2 separate regions of the Homo sapiens genome follow, and region 1 is linked to region 2. The links are chromatin loops, found by intact Hi-C in ENCODE. Cell type or tissue: dorsolateral prefrontal cortex. All regions are shown on one strand. Links, peaks and the distances in the headings refer to the core of each region. The heading gives the core; the rest is flanking DNA. Region 1 has its middle 140 kb from the start of RANBP3L. Region 2 has its middle 98 kb from the start of SLC1A3.

Region 1 (8,646 bases), core at 500-8,499, 64 kb after region 2:
TAGAGTGATCCTACTAAAATATCAATCAGGTTATGTCACTCTGCTGCTCAGAACTCTCTGACAGCCTATTCCACTCAGAGGAAAGGTCAAGATCCCTGCTCTATTTCCTTTTTCCCCTTAGCATTTAAAACCTCTTTAACAAACAAACAAACAAACAAAAACCTCTTTAACAAACATTTAATTGACTTACTTGATTTGCTTATTGTTTATACAGCCTGTCTCTCCCTGCTAGCTTGTGAGCTCCATGAGGGCGGGTCTGTTTAGTTCACTTTGCAGTTCAATGTCTTACACATTGAACTGGCCATACTAGGTACTGTTTATTGAATGAATGAATCACCCACAACCAAGATGATCTCTACCTCTCCTGAATTCCCACATTGCTTTGATGGCTATTCTTTTATGACACTTATTATAGTCCTAATACTGTACTTTTTTTTTTTTTGTTAGAGGGAGTCTCACTGTCACCCAGGCTGGAGTGCAGTGGCCCGATCTCAGCTCACTACAACCTCTGCCTTCCAGGTTCAAGCGATTCTTGTGCCTCAGCCTCCCAAGTAGCTGGGATTACAGGCACACACCACCATGTCTGGCTAATTTTTGTATTTTTAGTGGAGATGGGGTTTCACCATGTTGGCCAGGCTGGTCTCAAACTCCTGACCTCAGATGATCCACCAACCTTGGCCTCCCAAAGTGCTGGGATTACAGGCGTGAGCCACTGCGCCCAGCTATGTGTTTTTTCTTTTCTTTTCTTTTTTTTTTTGAGATGGAGTCCTGCTCTGTCACCCAGGCTGGAGTGCAGTGGTGCAATCTTGGCTCAGTGCAACCTCTGCCTGCTGGGTTCAAGCGATTCTCCTGCCTCAGCCTCCTGAGTAGCTGGGATTACAGGAGTGCACCACCATTCTCGGCTAATTTTTTATTTATTTATTTTTTATTTTATTTTATTTATTATTTTTTCTTTATTTTTGTAGAGATGAGGTTTCACTACGTTGGCCAGGCTGGTTTAGAACTCCTGACCTCCAGTGATCAGTGCCTGCCTTGGCCTCCCAAAGTGCTAGGATTACAGGTTTGAGCCATCGCACCCAGCCATATACTGTACTATTTTGATATTTGCCTTAGTCTCTTTACCTCCCTGAGTTGTAAGCTTTCTGAGTTGGAAGAATGTCTTATTTCATTTTGTTTTACCTGAAAATCATGGCACACAGTCAGCATTCATGCTCCTACTGGGAGAAATACAACTGGAATTCTGAGCTGTATTTCCTGTTTTCACCCACTCCTCTTGTACCATCTTTTCATTAACATGAAACTTTATTACCCATCAAATATTTGTTAAATATTTGATCTTTAATTTCTAAAATAAAATGCATTGAATAGACCGGGCGTGGTGGCTCACGCCTGTAATCCCAGCACTTTGGGAGGCTGAGGCGGGCGGATCACAACGTCAGGAGTTTGAGACCAGCCTGGCCAATATGGTGAAACCCCGTCTCCACTAAAAAAAAATACAAAATACAAAAATTAGCCAGGTGTGGTGGCGTGCGCCTGTAGTCCCAGCTACTTGGGAGGCTGAGACAGAAGAATCCGTCCCAGGAGGCGGAGGTTGCAGTGAGCCGAGATCACGCCACTGCACTCCAGTCTGGGCGACAGAGTGAGACTCCATCTCAAAAAAAAAAAACAAAAAAACAAAAAAAACAAAGAAACAAAAAAGAAGCATTGAATAAATGTCACTTAATCTATTAGTAAGTGTTCACACTTAATTTCTGAACATAATACAATATTTCCATTTTCTCATCAAGAGAAATACAGATTCCTGCTAGGATCATCTCGTCTTTAATGTGGCAGTCAGCAGTAGAATGACAACTCCCAGGTCTGTGGTGCAATGGAGTTGGTGACAGAAGAGGCTCAGCCGTGAATCCCACTCTCTCTGCTCCAGGCCTTCTTGGTGCGGCCAATCACAAGACAATCTGGCTTTAGGGCAAACTTAAAAGAAGTAGGTTAGAGCCACTTAAGAAAAGAAGCAGATGGAAAGACAATTTGTTCTTTTTCAAATTACTTATTGAGACATCCAAGTATAAAAGGTTCTCTGGAGAATCTCCGACAGGCCTGCGCACTGGGAGAAGACGGGGTGGAACCACAGAAGTTTGCGCCTTGCGGCGGGGAGGAGCCTGGCCCCTAGTGTTCCTGCGTGGGAACCTGGGAATTAGTCTGTGAGATGAGGGCCTGTTAACAGGAACTCCTCTCTCGCTTTGCTGTGTTGTTTCTCGTTTTCACCCGATAAATTCTGGCCCCCTCACCCTTCAAAGTATCTGCATAATCTTTCCTGCTAGTTTGACAATAACCCGGGTTTTCCTACAACAATATTATGTTGGTAATTTTAAAAATGTGCTTCAATGGACACTTGTTATTTGATCTGAATACTAAATTTCATCAGCTTTTAGCCCAATTCATGATCCCAGTTACTGATGTCTATTGAAATTGAGGGTAGAGAATGTCATTTTGGCTTGCGTAAATCTAAGAAGAAATTCCAGAACGGGGTTGGAACAAGCACCCCACACAAACAGTGCAGACATGTCCCCAGTCAGCTTCCTCTGCGGCACGGAGAAAGGGAAGAAGGCCCTCTCTGGCGCCTTGGACACAGCCATGGGAGGAATCCCTGAGGCCAGACCTCATCCGCCACAACCCTGGGGGCCTCCTGGGAGGTGACGGGACAGGCTGGTGAATATGTGGACACCATTTATTCAGCTGCTTGAGTCCTCAGGTTCTTGACTCTGAAGCCCTGTCACTTTTATGTGATGTTTCTCTTTAAAACTCATGGGTTCTCCTTGAGACCCTAAAGGGCACAGTGAGGTCTGCACACTTCCTTTTGCCCCTCCGGGGTACAGTGCTGTCTGTGACATGCAGGGGCGCACTCTTGGAGCAACATCCATTTCCCAGGCTGCTGGGCAGGATTCATGGCCAGAAAGGCTGCTGGCTTCAAAGGCCCAGAGGAGCCCCTGGAGCAGGTCAGACCCTGCAAGCGCCTCTGATGTGAACAGGCACCTGGACAAACAAAGAATGCAGGGTGGTTCTTTATTCCTGCTACACATTTTCCTGAGCAAAATGTGCCAGGACTGCCTTTTCATGCCTCACATCTTAAAGAGGTGTTTGTGTATCGGGGGCTGGGGAGGATGGTGGGTGTTGAATTAGACTCTCAGGGCTAGGTCTTTCATCTTCAGATACTCAGCAGGCCAGTACATCACGGTAGTCCCATAATCCTTTCCCTCGTCTCAGCTAACTCTGCCTGTCATGGGACATTCTCAGCCAAGGACCCATCTACTGATCTTTCACAGAACGCGTGTGTGTAGCTTTTCAGTGCTTGATTCAGTGCCTGCTCTTGTAGGAGCAAAACAAATATTTGTTGAATGAATAAATGAGCTACTTGGATCAACTGTAGAACAAAGCTATATCTTTAGAAGCGGAACCATTTCTCTCATTTTGGATCCCCACCAGAAGCAAGCTCTGAAACACGGATTTGAGTCAAAATAGTTTATTTGGGAAGTGATCCCAGGAAACACCAGTAAGAGAATGAGGAAGTGGGACGGGCAAGGGAAAGCAGCCAACAAAGAATGCCTCATTCAGCAAATCACCACTTTGGGCAACTGGGGCGTGAGCTGCAGGGCAACTCCAGGAGCCAGTGAAGAATACCTACCCCAGCACTACCCCATCCAAAGCGTTAAGGAGCCAGAGTGTGGCAACAGACTGCTTCTGGGGGGTTATCAATTCCAGCTGCTGTGTGCCCAGGCAGAGTAGGCACTGGGCACAGTGAAAACCTTCAGGCAAAGGTGTGCATTGGCAGTTGGAAGTCAGACTGGAGGTGCATAAATGATGGAGGGTGTTTGCCATGTCTCCAACACGATTCCACCAACTTTGGTTTCCATTCCCTCCATTTCTTATGTCAGTAGGAGACTGACAGAAGCTGTCAGGAGGAGACTGGGGGTTGCTGGTTCCTTCTGCCCTAGGGACAATAGTTAGTACTAGAGACTAGCTTAGCTCATAATCTCCATTATCTTGTTACTTGTTAGCTGTGGGCCCACGTGGACATGGGTTTCAGCAAATCACACACACTAATCTTGCAGTACATTCTGGTTGCCTGTGATTCTCTTGGCCTTTGTTTCCAAATCGCATTTTTGGTGTCTTAGTATGCATAGGATAGAGCCAACAATGACTGTGTTTGAGACTGAAGGGGTTGAGAAGTTTAAAGAACAATAGTGTCATAATTCAGAGTGGTTAAACTTAGTTAATGATATTGTTGTAAAACTTGTCACAAAACCTGGTGCGTTAGACCCATGAAGGACCTTAGATACCACCTCATTCAATGAGCTCATTTTACAGATGGTGAGACAGAGCAGCAGAGAGGTGAAAGGAATCGTCCAAGGTCGCACAACTGGTTAGAGTCTCCAACCCCAGGGCTGATTGCCCTCCCATGCTGCTGCTCACACTGCCCATTCGCAGGGGCTCTGGAGAACGCTCTCCGGAATGTATTGTGCAAAGTGTTAAAGAACATGGGACAAGTGCAAGATGGGAGCAAAGGATTTAAGGGGTGGAGAGGGAAATGGGGCAAGAAAACAGGAGTGTGGGAATCAGCAGCTGTTGAGCTCCTACTCTGTCAAACACCATGCTCTGTGTCTTACAGGCATTATCTTATTACTGGTCATGAAATCACTGGGAAGCAGGTGTCATCATTTTTAAAACTGTGTTTTAAAAGCTTTTCAAACTTTTTTTAAAAAAGTAATTTCTTGGCCAGGCACAGTGGCTCACACCTGTAATCCCAGCACTTTGGGATGCCAAGGCGGGTGGATCACCTGACCTCGGGAGCTCGAGACCAGCCTGGCCAACATGGTCAAACCCTGTCTCTACTAAAAATACAAAAAATTAGCCAAGCATGGTGGCAGGTACCTGTAATTCCAGCTACTTGGGAGACTGAGGCAGGAGAATCGCTTGAACCCAGGAGGCAGAGGTTGCAGTGAGCCGAGATCACACCATTGCACTCCAGCCTGGATGACAGAGTGAGACTCTGTCTCAAAAAAAAAAAAAGTAATTTCTTTAATTTTTTAGAGAAATGATCTCACCTCATTCTGAAGCTTCATTCCTACACAGAAGCAGGAAATAAAAAAACAAACAAAAACAAAGATGGAAACAACAACAACAGCAAAACCCAAAACCTGAACTTGTGAATGTAAAGTAGCTGGGTTGCCCATGGATTGACTCATGAGGCCGATAGTTTTACTTTGGCAGCAGCCCAAGACAACTTATTCACATTTCCTCTGTGCATGGATAAACACCTTCACTGGCCTCTAGTACACCAAGGCAACTCTGAAAATCTCTAGTCAGCAACATCTACTTTGAGCATCTTCTACCTCCCTGGATAGTTCAGGTCTCTAGTGACAACATTGGAGATCTGTTTAACATGAAAATACAGTTTTTGAGATAAGCATCTTTTTGAATAATTGTCATCCCAAAACACCACTAAAAGAATGAATTTATAAGATTGGGCCAAGCAGAGAGCTGGCTCTCTGCAAAACACAGGACCCGGGGAAGAGCAAGGGGGTTGGAAGCAGGGTGAGAGTGAGAGAGGGGAAAGAAAGAAACCAGTCAGCAGGCAGTTAGGGTGAGTCCTCGGTTAAATTCTTTCAAACAAACACCCTGCAGGCACAGATAAGGGAACTTGCACAGTGGGGCTTACCTAAGACATGCCCACAGACATACAGATAAGAAAGGCTACACAGGTGACTTGCCCAGACATGCCCGCAATGGAAAATTCCATCTCCTGACACATGCACAGTAAGGCGAACAAAGCAATATGGAGTAACTCAAACTAAGGGCCTGCACGTGCACTAGGAGAGAGGGGTATAGCTACCCGAAATTCGCACCTTATATAAATAAGATGCCCAGCTCTCATCAGTGTTTTATTAAAACCTTTGCATTCAATTGTAAAACAACAACCCTCTTTCAGGTCCCCTCTCGGCAGTGGAGAGCTTTCTTCTTTCACTTATTAAACTTTCGCTCCAACCTTGGTGTCTGCACTCCTTAACTTTCTTGGTCATGAGACAAAGGACTCTGGGTACTACCTCAGGCAATGAGAGACTGCAACAAGAGGGGGAAAGAAGAGGTGTGTGGTGGTTGTTCAAAACATGAGGGATTTCCAAGAAGGGCAAGCATAGCTGGGGCTGTAGCAGAATGTAGCATGAGGGCTCTGGGTACCTGAGAAGGAGCTAGGATTAGGATTGGAATCCAAAGGCACATAATATAGCCACTTCCTTTCCTAGTCTAGTGGCCTTTGGGGAGGGTATTCGCCAAGTGGGGAGAACAAATGTTGAGGCTGGTGCTGACTATCTTCAGAGCCAAAAGGTGACCTTCTTGTCCCCTCTGCACTCACTGAATCATGGGGACCACATCCCCATCTTCTGATCCCCATCCAAAGCTGGTTGTGCCAGTCACAGATCGCAGAGCCCATCAGTGCCCCAAGGGCCGAGGGGTACATTTCAGGCCTTGTGCAGCCTTCTCTGAGCTGTACTTTCCTTTGATTCTGTTGTTCTTGTTCCATCCGAGTGGGACCTCTGTTCCTATTCTGAAGGCCACTGTTAAGTCCTATTCACTCTGAATGGCTCATTTAGTTCAGTGGGGGTTTGGGTTTTTAGAAGGTTTTCTCTTTTAAATTCCTTTTTTTCCTTTTTTTTTTTTTTTTTTTTTAAGAAAAAGGGTCATAAAGAACTTTAAGATGCCATGCATGAAAAGCTCTGGATAAATGCAGCTTGTACTGGATTGTAAAATACTGTATTGTTCCAACCTTAATTCCTTGTGTGAGACTGGAATTGGTAATTTCCTGGTCCAGGGCAGAGGCTGAATACCAACAGACTGCAGACTGGAAGCAGGGGCGCTGTGGCCTGGGAGCACTTGGGGAGAATTTATGGGGAAACCAGAGGTCTCTACAAGAAATTCTCCTTTTGGCCCAGATTAATTTTCCTGACTTTTGCATTAAAGTAAAATAACATTTTTATGAAAAAGCACATCTCTGCTCTCTGCAGTGGCATTTGGGGGCTGGGGTGTGCCGCTGTCTGGGGTCACAGACCGTTATAAATCACATAAAAAGCTTCCTCAGCTCTTCTGCTCTGAAAACTCACTCTATCTGGGGTGTGAGCATGTTTGCTTAGCGGGCAGTCCTCCTTCTCTGAGCTATGGAGACTGTTTTGACCTTGAATCTCCCTCTCACCTCTCTTGATGCTTAGGTCCCAGAATCACCCAGTTTCATGCCAGCAAGACCGAGAGCCCCTCACATTCGCCACACGTGTCCCTGACTCCTCGTACCTGCCTCTATGCTTCCCTGGAATCCTCCGCTTCCCATCTGTTTCTCTGTAAAGACTGATCATACTTCCCTGCTTCCAAGCCATCTCCTCCTTAAACTATGACTACTTGCAACTTTGTTGGTCTCCCTGAGTCTCTGATCTCTATGGTACTCATAGTCATGAACACACATTTTAAACCCCTTTTTTGGTTTGAGTTTGGTGCCCAGGTTTGATTGTAAACTTCTTGAATGCCGTTCATTTCCTGTAATTTGTATCTGCCATATGTGCTTTCATATGAGCCCAGCATAAAGCCAGAGCCTCATAAATTCCCATTGGTTGGATTTCTGATTGATTGGTTGGTTGATTGATAGATACCCAGGCCCCATATGCCCAGATGTCTGAGGTAGTGCTTTGCTCATGGGGCTCCAGGAGTCAGCAGAGCTGTCCCTGACTCCTGTATTCACATGAGCTGATAATTTCACTCCCCCACCCCCACTTCATCTTAGGAGCAAGATACAGCCTCTGTTCTGGTCCCAGAAAAAAAGTTTACTCGCGCCACAGTTTTGTGAGGTTTCATAGACTTTTACTAAACATTTGCGTAGATGGTCGGGGAGCTACTTTGGCAGGGTGTAGCATCTCACCATCTTCCTTCTGTGTAACGATACACAGTCCTTGTGCATGAGGCTATGTGCTAGCAACCACCTTAAATGACTTATTAAAGTGTTTCTTCTGAACAAATACCATGCTTAGTCAAAGAATAATTGCAATAAATTCTCATTATTCTCCTGGTTTTTACAGCAGCAGTACCCAGAAGCGTTGAGTTTGCCCTCTGTGGATTCAACTACTAAAAGTGTTCATCAGAGAATGCAGCCACTAAGGGAACCTGGGGTTAAAGAGATTTCAGATATTTCCAAGCCTCCTAGTCAGTAGACGGTCACCCTGAGCCTTTTGCCCCTGTCTTAGCACTGTGGGAGACCAAGAGTGAGGTCTGGGTCCCCAGTAAACATTGCCAAAAGTGCCCCTCAAGATCTGGGCATGAAAAAGTAAACAGATCTCCCAGGCAGAGCTTGGCAGCTCAGACCCCCACCCCTCCCTGTCAGGAGCTGTTCACATGGGTGTCTGTGCATCTCTGGCCCCAGGCTGCCACTCTGCCCCAGCTTCCAGCCTCCTGCCTCATGGATATAGCAGGTTTTTAGTCATATACTTTCAGAACAGCATAGATTTCACTTTAAGGAAAAACAGACTTGGTGCTTGGGTCATTGCTGTATCCTTGCTATTACACTTGCCTGAAAGAGTCCCCCTCTCAACTTCTGCTCCCAGGCTTCCCCCTCTG
Region 2 (8,646 bases), core at 538-8,537:
ATAGTTTGAAGCCAGGTAGCGTGATGCCTCCAGCTTTGTTCTTTTTGCTTAGGATTGTCTTGGCAATGAGGGCTCTTTTTTGGTTCCATATGAACTTTAAAGTAGTTTTTTTCCAATTCTGTGAAGAAAGTCATTGGTAGCTTGATGGGGATGGCATTGAATCTATGAATTACTTTGGGCAGTATGGCCATTTTCACAATATTGATTCTTCCTATCCATGAGAATGGAATATTCTTCCATTTGTTTGTGTCCTCTCTTATTTCCTCGAGCAGTGGTTTGTAGTTCTCCTTGAAGAGGTCCTTCACATCCCTTGTAAGTTGGATTTCTAGGTATTTTATTCTCTTTGTAGCAATTATGAATGGGAGTTCACTCATGATTTGGCTCTCTGATTGTCTGTTAATGGAGTATAGGAATGCTTGTGATTTTTGCACATTGATTTTGTATCCTGAGACTTTGCTGAAGTTGCTACAGCTTGCAGAGATTTTGGGCTAAGATGATGGGGTTTTCTAAATATACAATCATGTCATCTGCAAACAGGGACAATTTGACTTCCTGTTTTCCTAATTGAATACCCTTTATTTCTTTCTCTTTCCTGATTGCCCTGGCCAGAACTTCCAACACTATGTTGAATAAGAGTGGTGAGGGAGGGCATCCTTGTCTTGTGCCGGTTTTCAAAGGGAATGCTTCCAGTTTTTGCCTATTCAGTATGATATTGGCTGTGGGTTTGTCATAAGTAGCTGTTACTATTTTGAGATACGTTACATCAGTACCTAGTTTATTGAGAGTTTTTAGCATGAAGGACTGTTGAGTTTTGTCGAAGGCCTTTTCTGCATCTATTGAGATAATTATGTGGTTTTTCTCGTTAGTTCTGTTTATGTGATGGATTACATTTATTGATTTGCGTATGTTGAACCAGCCTTGCATCCCAGGGATGAAGCCGACTTGATCGTGGTGGTTAAGCTTTTTGATGTGCTGCTGGATTCGGTTTGCCAGTATTTTGTTGAGGATTTTTGCATCGATGTTCATCAGGGATATTGGTATAAAATTCTCTTTTTTGTTGTGTCTCTGCCAGGCTTTGGTATCAGGATGATGCTGGTCTCATAAAATGAGTTAGGGAGGATTCCCTCCTTTTCTATTAATTGGAATAGTTTCAGAAGGAATGGTGCCAGCTCCTCTTTGTACCTCTAGTAAAATTTGGCTGTGAATCCTTCTGGTCCTGGACTTTTTTTGGTTGGTAGACTATTAATTATTGCCTCAATTTCAGAGCCTGTTATTGGTCTATTCAGAGATTCCACGTCTTCTGGTTTCGTCTTGGGAGGGTGTATCTGTCCAGGAATTTATTGATTTCTTCTAGATTTTCTGGTTTGTGTAGAGGTGATTATAGTATTCTCTGATGGTAGTTTGTATTTCTGTGGGATCAGTGGTGATATCCCCTTTATCATTTTTTATTGCATCTATTTGATTCTTCTCTCTTTTCTTCTTTATTAGTCTTGCTAGTGGTCTATCAATTTTGTTGATCTTTTCAAAAAACCAGCTGCTGGATTCATTGATTTTTTGAAGGGTTTTTTTGTATCTTTGTCTCTTTCAGTTCTGCTCTGGTCTTAGTTATTTCTTGCCTTCTGCTAGCTTTTGAATTTGTTTGCTCTTGCTTCTATAGTTCTTTTAATTGTGATGTTAGGGTGTCGATTTTAGATCTTTCCTGCTTTCTCTTGTGGGCATTTAGTGCTATAAATTTCCCTCTACACACTGCTTTAAATGTGTCCCAGAGATTCTGGTATGTTGTGTCTTTTTCTCATTCGTTTCAAAGAACATCTTTAGTTCTGTCTTCATTTCATTATTTAACCCAGTATTCATTCAGAAGCAAGTTGTCCAGTTTCCATGTAGTTGTGAGGTTTTGAGTGAGTTTCTTAATCCTGAGTTCTAATTTGATTGCACCATGGTCTGAGAGATAGTTTGTTGTGATTTCTGTTCTTTTACATTTGCTGAGGAGTGCTTTACTTCCAATTATGTGCTCAATTTTAGAATAAGTGTGATGTGGTGCTGAGAAGAATGTACACTCTGTTGATTTGGGGTGGAGAGTTCTGTAGAGGTCTATTAGGTCTGCTAGTTGCAGAGCTGAGTTCAGGTCCTGGATATCCTTGTTAACCTTCTATCTCATTGATCTGTCTAATATTGAGAGTGGGATGTTAAAATCTCCCATTATTATTGTGTGGGAGCCTAAGTCTCTTTTGTAGGTCTCTAAAGACTTGCTTTATGAATCTGGGTGCTCCTGTATTAGGTGTATATATATTTAGGATAGTTAGCTCTTCTTGTTGTATTGAACCCTTTACCATTATGTAATGGCCTTCTTTGTCACTTTTGATCTTTGTTAGTTTAAAGTCTGTTTTATCAGACTAGGATTGCAACCCCTGTTTTTTTTTGCTTTCTATTTGCTTGGTAGATCTTCCTCCATCCCTTTATTTTGAGCCTATGTGTGTCTTTGCATGTGAGATGGGTCTCCTGAATACAGCACACTGATGGGTCTTGACTGTTTATCCAATTTGCCAGTCTGTGTCTTTTAATTGGAGCATTTAACCCATTTACATTTAAGGTTAAGATTGTTATGTGTGAATTTGATCCTGTCGTTATGATGTTTGCTAGTTATTTTGCCTGTTAATTGATGCAGTTTCTTCATAGCATTGATGGTCTTTACAATTTGGCATGTTTTTGCAGTGGTTGTTACTGGTTGTTTCTTTCCATGTTTAGTGCTTTCTTGGGGAGCTCTTGTAAGGCAGGCCTGGTGGTGACAAAATCTCTCAGCATTTGCTTGTCTATAAAGGATTTTATTTCTTCTTCAATTATGAAGCTTAGTTTGGCTGGATATGAAATTCTGGGTTGAAAATTCTTTTCTTTAAGAATGTTAAATATTAGCACCTACTCTCTTCTGGCTTGTAGGGTTTCTGCCTAGAGATCTGCTGTTTGTCTGATGGGCTTCCCTTTGTGGGTAACCTGACCTTTCTCTCTGGCTGCCCTTAACACTTTTTCCTTCATTTCAACCTTGGTGAATCTGACAAATATGTGTCTTGGGGTTGCACTTCTTGAGGAGTATCTTCGTGGTGTTCTCTGTATTTCCTGAATTTGAATGCTGGCCTGCCTTGCTAAGTTGGGGAAGTTCTCCTGGATAATATCCTGAAGAGTGTTTTCCAACTTGATTCCATTCTCCCCATCACTTTCAGGTACACCAATCAAATGTAGATTTGGTCTTCTCACATAGTCCCATATTTCTTGGAGGCTTTGTTCATTTGTTTTTACTCTTTTTTTTCTAAATTTCTCTTCTCCCTTTATTTCATTAATTTGATCTTCAATCACTGATACCCTTTCTTCCACTTGACTGAATTGGCTATTGAAGCTTGTGCATAAGTCATGAAGTTCTCGTGCCATGGTTTTCAGCTCCATCAGGTCATTTAAGGTCTTCTTTACACTGTTTATTCTCGTTAGCCATTCGTCTAATCTTTTTTCCAGGTTTTTAGCTTCCTTGCAATAAGTTCGAACATCCTCCTTTAGCTCAGAGAAGTTTGTTATTACTGACCTTCTGAAGCCTACTTCTGCCAACTCATCAAAGTCATTCTCTGTCCAGCTTTGTTCCGTTGCTGGCGAGGAGCTGCAATCCTTTGGAGGAGAAGAGGTGCTCTGATTTTTAGAATGTTCAGCTTTTCTGCTCTGGTTTCTCCCCAACTTTGTGGTTTTCTCTGCCTTTGGTCTTTGATGTTGGTGATCTACAGATGGGGTTTTGGTGTAGATGACCTTTTTGTTTATGTTGATGCTATTCCTTTCTGTTTTGTTAGTTTTCCTTCTAATAGTCAGGTCCCTCAGGTGCAGGTGTGTTGGAGTTTGCTGGAGGTTCACTCCAGACCCTGTTTGCCTGGGTATCACCAGCGGAAGCTGCAGAACGGCAAATATTGCTGCCTGATCCTTCCTCTGGAAGCTTCATCCCAGAGGGGCAGCCACCTATATGAAGTGTCTGTCAGCTGCTACTGGGAGGTATCTCCCAGTTAGGCCACATGGGGGTCAGGACCCACTTGAGGAGGCAGTCTGTCCGTTGTCAGAGCTCAAATGCCGTGCTGGGAGAACCACTGCTCTCTTCAGAGCTGTCAGACAGGGATGTTAAAGTTAGCAGAAGTTGTCTGCTGCCTTTTGTTCAGCTATGCTCTGCCCACAGAGGTGGAGTCTAGAGGCAGTGGGCCTTGTTGAACTGCAGTGGGCTCCACCCATTTCGAGTTTCCTGGCTGCTTTGTTTACCTACTCAAGTCTCTGCAATGGCGGATGCCCCTTCCCCAGCCAGGCTGCTGCCTTGCAGTTTGATCTCAGACTGCTGTGCTAGCAGTGAGCAAGGCTCTGTGGGTGTGGGACCCATGGAGCCAGGCACGGGAGAGAACCTCCTTGTCTGCCAGTTGCTAAGACCTTGGGAAAAGTGCAGTATTTTGGCAGGAGTGTCCTGTTTTTCCAGGTCCTGTTTTCTTGGCTTTTCCTAGCCAAGGGAAATCTGTCACGGCTTCCCTTGGCTTGGAAAGGGAAATCCCCCGACCCCTTGCACTTCCTGGGTGAGGCTATGCCCCACCCTGCTTCAGCTTGCCCTCTGTGGGCTGCACCCACTGTCCAACCAGTTCCAATGAGATGAACCAGGTACCTCAGTTGGAAATGCAGAAATCACCCGTCTTCTGCATTGATCATGCTGGGAACTGCAGACCGGAGCTGTTCCTTTTTGGCCATCTTGGAACATCCCCAATTATGCTCCGTTTTAACATTTTTAATTGTGTATACTTTTTTCTGTGCCAGGTGTTAATTTAGTTACCTTTTAAGAAAAACTTAGATTTTCTTGACATCTGTTGTTTATTTTCTAACTCATTGAATCCTTACTTACCTTTGTCATTTCTTTCATTCTGCTTTCCTTGGGTTACCCTGTTCATTTTTTTTTAACTCCTGGAGTTGAATATTCAATCATAAATTTTGAGCTTTTATTATTTCTTTGAATGTCATAACTCCTGGTCAAAACACAAATTTTGGTCTAACGCAGTCGGTGATGAGCTCCCACGGTCTGCCCAGCCCTTGTTCTTAATCAGGAGGTGAATTAAAGTCTTCATCTTCTACGTATGTGGAAGAGGACTAGGCAGAGGAGAAATGGCAGGCAGTGGAGGCAGAGAGTGGGTCCCCAGCCAGTTCCTGGACTCAGAAACCACCCATCAATATTCAAGCCAGAGTAGATGATCACCACCAGGTGGCGCCCAACCTCAACAGGGGCTGGGATGAGTTTTGAATTTGAACCAGAAACTAGACCTCCAAGAACTCTGTCCATGTGCTTTTATTTTTCCTCTTCATCTTCCTTTTTTCTTTTATTATTTTGTTTGTTTTCATTACAACACTCCTTCATCTCCTTCTATTGGCTTGAACGTATTCCTTCTATTTCAAATATTTTATTAGTTACAGTAAAAATTCTATCATGCATACTTTACTGGTCAATATTTCTTTGTTTCCCCTCCCCAATATACAAAGATTTAAAACTGCCCCTTCAATCTTCCATGTTATGTTTCCTTAGTATTTTAGTTTTGCTTGCTTTTGGCTCTTCTGGATTAGATGATCTTGCTGTTTTAAATCAATGCTTTTGATTAACCTGTCTGCTCATTATTTCTTCTTGCTTCACACCCTGTTTTGAGTTCAATTATATTTTTTCTGAAGTACATCAGATTAGTAGTTTTTTCAGCAATAGATGTCAATGGTAAACTTTTTTTAGCTTTAGTTTTTGAAAATATTTTTAGTTTAGTTGGGTATAAGAGAAACTCTTCTATTGTTGCTAATAATAATTCTCTGGTCAGCCTAATTGTCATTTCTTTTTAGGTGTCATATCTTTTTTCAGGTGCTTTTTTATTTTTAATTTTTGTAGATACATAGTAAGTGCATATATTTATGGGATACATGACATGTTTTGATACAGGCATGCAACGTGAAATAAGCACATCAGGAAGAATGGGGTATCCATCCCCTCAAGCTTTTATCCATTGAATTGCAAGCTATCCAATTACTAAGTTATTTTAAAATGTCCAATTACATTATTGCTGACTATAGTCACCCAGTTGTGCTATGAAATAGTAGGTCTTATTTATTCTTTCTAATTTATTTTGTACACATTAACCATCCCCACCTCCCCGACAGCCCCCAATACCCTTCTTAGCTTCTGGTAACCATCCTTCTATTCTCTATGTCCATGAGTTCAGTTGCTTTGATTTTTAGATCACACAAATAAGTGAGAACATGTGATGTTTGTCTTTCTGTGCCTGTCTTATTTCAGGTGCTTTTAAGAGTTTATTTCTTGTTTAAAAATTTGGCTCCAACGTATGTAGTTTTGTGAGCTTTTTGTTGGTTTTGTTTTGTTTTGTTTTATCCTACTTGGAATTCAGGGGCTTTCTTCAATTCTGAAAAATTCCCAGCCATTATTTCTTTGAGTTGTTTCTAACCCCCTTCCCTCCATTCTCTTCTAGAATTTATAGTTCAATCAGGTTGGAATTTGTCAGTCGACCCTCCATGGCTCTCAAACTCTCTTTAAGATTTTCTATGTTATTATCTTTCTGTGTTTCATACTGGATGATTTTCTCAAATCAATCTACCAGCTCACTAGTTCTTTTTAAGTGCATTTAATCTGCTATTTAATTTGAGTTTAAAATTTGAATGATTACATTTTTCTGTTAAAAAAGTTCAATTTGATTATCTTTAAGTCCTTTGCTTGCTTTTTAAGAATCCTATCATTTTGATGTGTTTATTATGTCTTCTTGAAACATACTTATTTTCAGCATCTTTGAGATTATTTCATTATTTCTAGCTTTCAGCCTCATTATTTTTCCATGTGTTGTATCAGCTGATGCTCCTTGCTGATACTTTTTAATCATATGGTTAGTAATTATTTACTATAAGCTTTTTCTCCTTCTAGTGAGAGTCCTGTATACTCTGGGTTACAGATAACTCCTTACGGAGCAGTTTGATATCACTTCTCTCTAGATTCCTGTGGCTCCACTGGTTATGGGCCAGTAATGATGTTAATATCTTGCTTGAGATTCTTATAACATGTAGATAGCTTAAATTCATACTCCATACCCAGGTTAGGTTTGGGGCTTTTCACAGGATGTATATATTTTTTCCCACCCACAGTCCAGAAAAGATAGCTTGCTTCCTGTCATCCCCAGGCAGTAAACAAAGTTCTAGTTACCCTCTCAAGTCCTGGAAGTATTTTTGAGAGTCCCAGTTTTAAACAGAGGTATAAGTTCCAGCCCGAGCAGCCTCCAGGCCAAATTTACTGTAGGGCCCGTATCCAGGCCTGATTCTTTCCTGGTCCTTCTTGTGTTAGTTGAAGCTTATGTCTCTGAGTTTAAATTTTCTTTTTGTGTCTGGCACCTGGGAATTATCTTGGGTTTCTTTCAAGCTAGGTATTTTAGCTTTTTAAAATATTTATCCAGTATTTACATGTGTTTGAGTGGGAGGAAGTCTTTGTTGAGTCAGGCTGCCATGCCTGCAGCTTTGGAGGCCTTTTGCATGCAGAAATTGGTCATGCATCTCTCTCTTAAATGAGTCTGGCCATGTTCCCTTTACCCCCACTGACCTCATACCTCAAGGAAATTTGACAAGCCAGAAGCATAAATTGCATACCTGAGCTGAGCTTCCCCTTCTATTTTATTTACATCATTTCTCAAAAATAATCACAGAAGGATGGAGCTGGGTGAGGCCTTATAATCCTCTAGTCTGATACCCTCTTTAATCAGCTGAGGGACCAGGGACTAGCTGGGCCCCTGGATTTTGGATTCTCCATCTGAAACACTTTCAAATTCATTATCTTGAGTAGAGTATAGGAAAAGGAACACTGGATTTTTAATCAGAAAACCAAGAATTGCATCCCAAGTTTGCCTTTTACCTGCTGTTTGATCTTGGGCAACCCTTTTGAGATCTAGTGAGTTATCTGTTAAATGGAGGCAGGCTGCATGGAATTTTTGATTCAGGAGATGTGACAGTTTCTGATATGCAATAGGCATTAATATTTTCTTTCTTATGATTAAGATCTCTCATACCCACTCTTGGAAACATCTTTGAAGCTGTTCATTCTCACAGAATCTGCCTGGAAAGAACTCACAAAGTACCTGGAGACTTACTAAATCAGAAGGTGTAAAGTTGGGAAACAGAAGGTTATTTTCCATTTCCCTTCTTTCCAACCAAATACTGAAACTTTGTTCCCAAAGAGTAAGGTATGTCTGCTTTAAAGAGTTACACAAAGGCCATAAAATTGCAAGTGGAGCCATTGCAAACTCACAATGTTTTTTATTCTAGCTTCATGTTCATTGACCTATGGCTTTCTTATGGGAGTCATGGGTGAATTCTAGACCAGACTGTTGGCAAACTTACTCTGTAAAGGGCCAGATAGCAAATATTTTAGGCTTTGAGGTCCACAAATAGTCCCTATCATAGTCTTTGTTTTGTTTACAGCCTTGCAAATATATAAGAGACATTCTCGTTCATGACTATACAAAAGGAAAGCTGTGGGCTGGATTTGGCTCACAGGTCTGGCTGTAGCTGTAGTTTTCTGAGCCCATTCTAGACAGACACAGCCTTCTGACTACGTCCATGAAGACT

Evidence for each region. Hi-C counts contacts between places; a loop is a spot of excess contacts. Peaks named below come from ENCODE experiments on the same cell type or tissue, not always from the same donor. Only the 100,000 strongest peaks of a DNase experiment are listed, where the experiment ranks them.
Region 1: it touches region 2 in a loop (1.9-fold over the local background); 4 of 110 quality-filtered maps call a loop at or near these places.

What each region holds. Positions count from the first base shown.
Region 1 is chr5:36,439,638-36,448,283 of GRCh38, reverse strand. No RefSeq gene overlaps it. Among named protein-coding and RNA genes, the nearest start is that of RANBP3L, 140 kb to the right of the region's middle. RefSeq lists an enhancer at 5,029-6,228. In dorsolateral prefrontal cortex, for the core only: no CTCF peak of the experiment used is centred there; DNase peaks (open chromatin) are centred at 3,603 and 6,910; H3K27ac peaks cover 6,599 bases.
Region 2 is chr5:36,504,134-36,512,779 of GRCh38, reverse strand. No RefSeq gene overlaps it. Among named protein-coding and RNA genes, the nearest start is that of SLC1A3, 98 kb to the left of the region's middle. In dorsolateral prefrontal cortex, for the core only: CTCF peaks have their summits at 5,049 and 5,251 (motif pointing right); a DNase peak (open chromatin) is centred at 5,239.